Linked DNA regions of Homo sapiens: region 2 is linked to region 1. Evidence: chromatin contacts called from ENCODE Hi-C or POLR2A ChIA-PET data. All regions are on one chromosome and are shown on one strand. Each heading gives the region's core, a stretch centred on a gene start or an enhancer-like site at or near the end of the contact. The rest is flanking DNA. Distances are from core to core; before and after follow the strand shown. Region 1 holds the start of GBP1 (guanylate binding protein 1). Region 2 has its middle 39 kb from the start of GBP5.

What was found. A loop is a pair of places that touch in the nucleus more often than their neighbours do. ChIA-PET counts read pairs that join two places held with the same protein, here RNA polymerase II (POLR2A). Pooled maps may share reads with other maps.
Region 2: a loop to region 1 is called in a pooled map, with 2.4 times the contacts of the local background. The contact joins the enhancer-like site here to the promoter of GBP1 in region 1. A Hi-C loop is called at or near these places in 3 of 50 pooled maps. POLR2A ChIA-PET finds 5 or more read pairs at or near these places in 6 of 52 experiments (CD4-positive, alpha-beta T cell, activated CD4-positive, alpha-beta T cell, activated T-cell and 2 more).

Annotation. Positions count from the first base shown.
Region 1 is chr1:89,063,326-89,067,511 of GRCh38, reverse strand. It overlaps GBP1 (guanylate binding protein 1), which reads left to right and starts at 2,304. Exons shown (of 11, transcript NM_002053.3): 1 at 2,304-2,352. All of the region lies in intron 2 of LOC105378841 (a long non-coding RNA gene), which reads right to left. RefSeq lists an enhancer at 2,008-2,107.
Region 2 is chr1:89,310,170-89,314,355 of GRCh38, reverse strand. No RefSeq gene overlaps it. Among named protein-coding and RNA genes, the nearest start is that of GBP5, 39 kb to the right of the region's middle. Within about 2 kb of position 2,494, at least 9 of the 41 ENCODE cell types and tissues checked have a DNase peak (open chromatin) inside an H3K27ac peak, as active enhancers do.

The sequences.
Region 1 (4,186 bases), core at 1,055-3,554:
GGAAAGCCAGGTATTGTCCAAGGTTTCCCCCCATGTGATAGTCTGAAATATGGCCTTGTGGGAAGGGAAAGACCTGACCGTCCCCCAGCCCGACACCCGTAAAGGGTCTGTGCTGAGGAGGATTAGTATAAGAGGAAGGCATGCCTCTTGCAGTTGAGACAAGAGGAAGGCATCTGTCTCCTGCCCGTCCCTGGGCAATGGAATGTCTCGGTATAAAACCCGATTGTATGTTCCATCTACTGAGATAGGGAAAAACCACCTTAAGGCTGGAGGTGGGACATGCGGGCAGCAATACTGCTTTGTAAAGCATTGAGATGTTTATGTGTATGCGTATCTAAAAGCACAGCACTTAATCCTTTACCTTGTCTATGATGCAAAGACCTTTGTTCACGTGTTTGTCTGCTGACCCTCTCCCCACAATTGTCTTGTGACCCTGACACATCCCCCTCTCGGAGAAACACCCACGAATGATCAATAAATACTAAGGGAACTCAGAGGCTGGCGGGATCCTCCATATGCTGAACGCTGGTTCCCCGGCTCCCCTTATTTCTTTCTCTCTACTTTGTCTCTGTGTCTTTTTCTTTCCTAAGTCTCTCGTTCCACCTTACGAGAAACACCCACAGGTGTGGAGGGGCAACCCACCCCTACACTTCCAGGACAATCTGCAGAGATTTTAAATGGTTCAAATAATTTTGACAGATGTAAGAATGTTATGCTCTAAAAAGTAAAAGACTTTAAAGTAGTTTTAATAATAAAGGAGCTACAGTGTTAAGGAAGGATGATAGAAAGAGTTTAGATAAAATTATTTTACAAAGTATGAATGAGAAAAGACACTGTATCTGCAATTTATATACATCTAATATATAATTTTAATGTGTAAGTGAGAAATGCTTGGCCAGGCCTGGTGGCTCACACTTGTAATCCCAGCACTTTGGGAGGCCAAGGTGGGTGGATCATCTGAGGTCGGGAGTTCGAGACCAGCCTGACCACCATGGAGAAACCCCATCTCTACTAAAAATACAAAATTAGCCAGGATAGTGGTACATGCCTGTAGTCCCAGCTACTTGGGAGGCTGAGGCAGGAGAATTGATTGAACCCAGGAGGCGGAGGTTGCAGTGAGCCGAGATCGTGCCACTGCACTCCAGCCTGGGCAACAAGAGTGAAACTCCATCTCAAAAAAAAAAAAAAAAAAAAAGAAAAAGAAAAAGAAAAAAAAAGAAATGCTCACACAAGGTTGGGTCTGGTGGCTCATGCCTATAATCCCAGCAATTTGGGAGGCCGAGGCAGGGGGATCATTTGAAGGAAGGAGTTCAAGACCAACCTAAGCAACAAAGTGAAACCACATCACTATAAATATATTTTTAAATGAAATGTTCACTCAGGCTTTTTACTATTTTATTTGCTTTTGCTGTAAAATAGAGATAATGCCACTTATTCTGTATGCTAGAAGTCATTACTGAATTAGACATAAAACACAAACAGCTCTTAGAAAACAATCTATAAAAATAAAATCACACTATAATAAATTTAAAAATAAAAAACCTATAAATAAAATATTTCTACAATTTTTCACTTAGTAAATAAGCAGCATAGTGAAGTGGTTCAAGAAGAGGGTATGGGATCATGAGTGCTTGGGTTCAGATTAGTTACAGTGTTATGATTTTAGACAACTAATAAAGTCTTTCTGTGCTCAGTTTCTATAAAACCATGAGGAAATATTATGAGTTTTCAGTTGTGCGATTCATGTAAAGCCATCAGTACTGAGCCTAGAACATGAGTACAACACATGGAGCCCCCTCCTGGCTGTGTGCTGGGCATTAAGTGCCAGGGGTTAGGTGTTCATGAGTGTGTTAAACATGTCCTTTCCTTATGTACTGCACCTCTCAAAGAATAGGCAGCTCCATTGAGAGTGTGTCTATTATTTTAGGAAATTGTAGCTGAAAATTAACATGATGCCTCCTCATTCTAGGTTTCTCAAATTGACTCAATCCATGAGACATGTATCATTGTATTCAAAACCTAATGGGCATTTTGTTAGACAACAAATGGTCTCTAAGATTTCCAACAACAACAAAAAAAATTTGAAGCTTCTGGTTGAGAAATCTTTAAACCCTCCCACTGGCACACTCCACTAATTCCATTTATGGTAGTGGAGTCAGTGATTTGAACGAAGTACTTTCAGTTTCATATTACTCTAAATCCATTACAAATCTGCTTAGCTTCTAAATATTTCATCAATGAGGAAATCCCAGCCCTACAACTTCGGAACAGTGAAATATTAGTCCAGGGATCCAGTGAGAGACACAGAAGTGCTAGAAGCCAGTGCTCGTGAACTAAGGAGAAAAAGAACAGGTAAGAACTTTTACTACTTCTCATCAAGCAGCTTTCTCTCTAGCTCCAAAGGATCTCAGCTCAGTGATATGGAACCTATAAGGTTGTGGCAGGGATGGGAAGGAATTTATAAAGGTCAGTTCATTTTCTTAAACATCATCAGAACCAAATTAGGCTGCAGATGAGCCTGAAGTGGGACGCAGGTCAGATGAAATCCTGGTGTTATCAGGGACAGCATGGCCTTAAGTGCCACTACAGTGCTTGTGTTGAATTAGGCACCAGTAGACAGGGGCTAAACTGAGCATTTGAAATGTACTAGGATAGTCTTTCTCTTTGTTGACATTATCTATGTTGACTAGGGATATGATTACATTTCCATCGTCAGTGATGGACTGAATCCTGCTTCTATGCAGCTAAGAAATGGAAGAGTTACAAACGGGTTCTTTTCATGGAAGGAAAGAACAGCAAATGAGAAGCAGAGTAAGCAGCCCACTGACACGGTTAAAGACAAAGAAAAAACTGAAACTCAGCCTGAAAGATGAAGATTCATGAAAACAGTATACTTTTTATTACACTTGTGAACTTTGTTTCAGAATGGATTACTTTCTTTAGAAATAGTCCAGACTCACTAATTTCCTAGTGCCCACTGATCCCTGTCCCTTAGAAGTGAAATTCAACCCCACTGCTTCACTGAAGTGCTTCCAATTTTGTCTTCTTTTAGTAGAGAGCAGGGCCAAAAGTGTTTCCTCTTTAATTCTCCTGTAATGCATCTCTACAGAAAATATCTTTGCTTACTTTAACCTCTCCATGCACTCAGACTACTTTGATCCTGCCTTCTGCAAAGTCTTCCCCTGAATGCCTTGTCAAGACACTAGCCTCATTCATCACCTCTGGTCTGACAGCTCCTCTCTCTCTCTCTCTCTCTCTCTCTCTCTCTCTCACACACACACACACACACACACACACACACACACACACACATTCCCAGCCCCTTATCCTCCTCTCCACTCCTACTATTCCTCCTCTTTCTATTTCTCTTTCTCCTACCCTACCAAATGGAAAACAGAACAAAACAGAAATCCTAAAGCTGTATCGCTGGAAATATATTTTATTTGAACAACTTCCTAGGTAGCTCTCTTTATCTGCCTCTTGATCTTTTAATCCTTATTATCTGGAGGAAACATTCAGTATTTGCAATTTTGCATTCATACCCTCAGTGACTTAGAAGCTATCTTATCGTGACTCTAATGAAGCTTAAGTTTCAGGGCCCTTCTCTTGGACATGACCCTTAGGAGCCCTTGGAAGGTTCCCTAGCCATGTGTTTCACATGGTTGTATAGTTTTATAAAATTTGCAAAAGTATGTTACATTGTTACCACTTCCAGAATGGCAATGTGAGAAGCTTTGTCAATCCTCATTGCAGTGAAATAAGCATAATCATTTGAAGATGGAGGAAGGAACACATTTAAAAATCTTTGGAAATTTTTCTAAGGGTAAACATCAAACTATGAATACTGATTCACTGTGTTGGATGTTTATTCACTGTGAGAATTAATAAGTGAATCAATATTGAATTCCTTACATACAGCCAGGATGCAAATAAATCCTCTAAATCCTATTCTATCTTCCATTAATTGACTAGTGAAAATATCTAATAAGAATCCAAAAAGAAAGTTTTCCACAATAAACTAAATGAAATATTTGGGTCGTGAGAGTAGTTGAGTGTTGATAAGTCACTGTCATGCTAACATTTTTCATAATGAGCTACTTTGACAATACTTCCATAACTTTCTCAAATGATACAGATTTTGCCTCATCTCTTTTGCTGTCACACACAAAACTTTTGGCCATACTGG
Region 2 (4,186 bases), core at 1,245-3,744, 250 kb before region 1:
TCTCTCCCTTGTTGGAAGAGGACTCAAGTCCACAGCTTCACCTTAATATTTGGCTTATGATAAGGAGCCCATGCAACCCCCCTGAGACACATTTTTGTCCCAAACTCAATTCCAAGATTCAGGTCAAATCCCTAGGAAAGAAAATTGGATCTGAGGAATCCAGAGGTAGACAATGATGGAAGTTAAAAGGTGCAGCACAGGTGAGTATGACTGATTCCTATCGATTAAGCCAAGCCTCCCATTTCACGGATATAGGTCAAGTTAGTATTCATGGCATACATGAGGTCTAGAAAATTCAAAGGCTACTGACAGTAGGGGAGATAGGGCATACATGGGTAAAAGTGGATACCCCACACCCCCTAGGCCACCTGTTCACATGGGTGATAGCCACTTTGACAACCATGGGTGGCACACTGTCATGGTCAATGGAGCTCGAGGATACAATGATGGAGGAAAGAAAGAGGAACACTTTACTTTCCCTACCTTAGGTACACCAGGTATTTGCTAGGAAGGGAAGGGAACCAGGGATGCCTCACTCACCTCATTCTAGATGAGAAGCCATTCATCTTCAGCCTGTACCCCTTTTGAATGCATCCTGAACCCCTGGGAATCCTTTGAAAAAAAGACTCCTTTTTTTCCTTTTTCTCCTTCTGTTCTCTCTTCACTGATAATTGGGTCTCTGTACTATGGGACACTCCCCTCAACACATCCTACAAACTGGGAAAAGTTAATTTCCCAAACCTTAAGTTGGTTGGCTTAGGATTGGGCTCAGGGCATGGGAACCCAGCAACTCAACATGCCAGCAAAATGGTAAAAGTTTTTTTTTTTTTAACAATTGGGCTTTTGGACCCCGTCTCCCTGTATAAGCTGGTAAAAGGCCTCAGGATTTTTTAGCTGTCCTCACCCCCCTTATTTCATTTTGATACATGTTTTCTAATAATCCAGTTTGTCTCTTCTCACCTTTAGGCCATCAAATACCAAATGATCCTGCAACTGGAGCCCCGGATAATGGCCCCTTTTGCTGTGAACCCTCAGATATGTCTCTTGGGGAGATCTGACTGCCATTTTCCCAAAACAGCATCCCTTGTCATCAGGAAGCAGTTAAGATTGGTCTTTGTTCTTATCCTTATACTAAAGGCAATTAGATGTACTTCTTTAGACGGGGGAATGAGACAGCCAAGGGTTCACAGTGAAACCCTGCCTTCAAGTCTAAAACAGCCTGAAGGCTGAAAAACCAGACTGCTGGTCCCAGATGAAGCCCGTCCTTTCCCAATTAATTATTTCTAAATGATGTCCACCTGTGAACTGGGAGGATGGGGTAGAGCCTTGGGAAGTTCATGCCATTTGCAGTGGGGAGGAGCCTGGCCCCTCCTGTTCCCATGTAGTGAACTGGGATTCAATCTGAGAGGTGAGAAACCTACTAGAAGGACTCTTCTCTCTTTGCTGAGAGTTATTTTTCCTTTTTCCTTTTTGTCCAATAAATTCTGTTTTCCTCACCCTTTTATGTGTCTGTGAGCCTAGTCTTTCCTGGCTGTGTGTCAAGAGACTAGTTTTAGCTGAACTAATGAGAAAGTTTTGCAACACTTGTGGTGTTAACCAACCCAGTTGTGACAACAGAATATGTCTTGAGATATTGACAAATGTCACTTGGGGGCAAAATCATCCCCCTTTTACTATTGGAAACCACTGAGATGGCATAATTAGAACCATCTCTATTCAATCACATGGCTAGTCTCAAAATAGGTATTCTGGAGTCTAGGCAGCCATAAAGGCTAGGAAAAAGGGTTGAGGGGAGAGCCACTTAAAAATGTCTAAGGACCATGTCTTCTTTATCGTAAAAAATGTTTAAATTGCTTAACTCTCTGTGGAGAAGATAAAGTTAACGTGATCTAATCCATTGTCTCATACGGTAATTTCCCAGTCTCTTGTTTGATGTTGCTTTATCAATGGGTAGGTAAGTGTATCTATTTTTATTAATCTTTTTCAATATTTTCTGGTTAGAACATTTTCATGTCATCTAATTCAAAGTGCTTCCAGATTCAGAAGTGTATTATAATTCTCCTTTTATTTTTATTCAGGATAATGTTAATAATTCAATAAATTATTTATTCAATTTATTCAGAATAAAATTCAAAACTCTAGTATGTAACAAAACAAATCTAAGAAAAGTTTCTAAAATTACTTGGTTTTATATAATACATTTTGTTAGGGTCACCCCAACCAGACTGTTCCCCTCCCTTCCAGTGGGTCTTATGATGCAGTCCTTTGTGACCTCTGCACAGCTCCCCCAGGGCTAAAGAAAAACCCTTCACTGACCCCGCCAGTAACTGTTTGTCCAGGCAGTTACAGGATGTGGTTAATGTGTCTGTTCACCTTGCATAACAAAGCTGGCAAAAGCATTCCCAGGATGCAGTCAAGACACCTCCACACCCAACTCGGCTCCCCGACCCCGACTCAGCCCTTCTGTACACCCAACTCAACTCCCCTACCCTGACCCAGTTCCTTGCCCTATAAAGCCCTGCTGTAGTCTGTAAGTGGGGCTGCCTCCTCTGCTTTTGTCAGGAAGTAGCCCAGCAGGGCTGACAATAAATCAGCTTGCCTGAACTTAGGTCTACTGGCCTCATTCCTTTTTCAGCTATCCTTCCAATTATCCCTTACACGTTTATCTCTTAGAAATAGAGATTTCTTTTGAGGCACAGAACAATAAAGGCAAACTCAAAGAGAGCACTTTTAAACTAATTGCATTGAGTCATTCAATAAATACATAGGTATGACCATTGACCATGGGTTGCTGGTCACTGTGAAAGGCATGGGAAGGCATTGAGTATAATGTGGTTTTCAGATTAGAAATAAAATATTAAACAAATTAAACACCAACAAATGAAATATTTGAATTTCTTATCTGCATTGTAAAGGACTAATACAGGGTGCCATGAGTAAGTGTAGAAAGGAGAAAAAGTGTTGGCCCAATTGAGATTAGCTGGCCAATGATCCTTCTCTCAGGAAATGAGAATTAAGATGAATTTTACTAAAAGCACAATTAGGAAATAAATGAAGGAAAATTATTGAGAAAGAGCTTGATGTGTTTGGTCCTGAATGAAGGTTCATGTGGTGAAGCTGAGATTATGTGGGATGAGGAGAGGGGTGAGCAAAAGCCAGATTGTGTAAGATCTTGCAGGCAATCAGAGAGGAAAGGATTTTACCCTACCTGCAGTAGGAAACTTCTATGACCTTTGTGCAGAAAAGGTGAATGGCTTAGTTTGTGTTTTTAAAAAAGCACACACCATGATTACTACACTGAAAATCAATTGAAGATGGCCAAAAACAATGATTCCTGGCCATGCCATCAGCCCCCAAAATAGACCCTGCTGCAGCTTTTTTAAATGGCCAGCTGTTTGTAGAAAGATTTAAAATGCTAAAAGCTATGTATTTATTCTGGAAAAGCAGCAATGAGAGGTGCTGAGGCTCTTAACTATAATGTTTCTCCCTTTATTCCCTCCAAATTGCACACATTTCCACTCATTATGTTTGAAAATCACTTTGTATAAAAGTTTTCCAGCCAGAAAAACAATCCCTTAGGTCATTCAAGGCTACTTGAAATGGCATTTCCTGTAAACATACTTCAGATTGAAACTGAAAGCAATGAAGAGCTACTTTTATAATTGGCTCATTTCTAAGAAGTCAGCTTCTGTTCTAGCAAAATAATGTTATATTTTGCCATAGAGTTTCCAAAGCGAAGGTGTCTGAGCTCTATTTGAATTCATTTTCCAAACATGGCCCCTTCTATCTTATAGCATAATAAATATATGGACAAGATATTATAAAAAGATAAAACAAAGGTTTTTTTTAACATAGTATCCCCAATTCTTGATAGGGAGGAAAGGGTGCACATTTCTAAGTTCACTGATATGTCTGCTGGAACAGAAAGGGAGAATACAAGGATGTACATGTCAACAGAAATCTAAGTAATTAAAAAAAGATGCTAAATTGTTTTGATAGAGAAATTTTGATTCATTCTGGAAGCAAAGATAGTGAGTAGAGAAAAGAAAATAGAATAGGCAGAGGAGAGAGTAGTGCCAGGAAGATAGAAAGGGGGTGAGCTTCAGTGGAGTAAAGAGCTCTTGGTTCCCTTCAAAGCTGTGATGGGCAAATAAAACTTAGGAAAAAAGATACCCTCTCGTCCTCT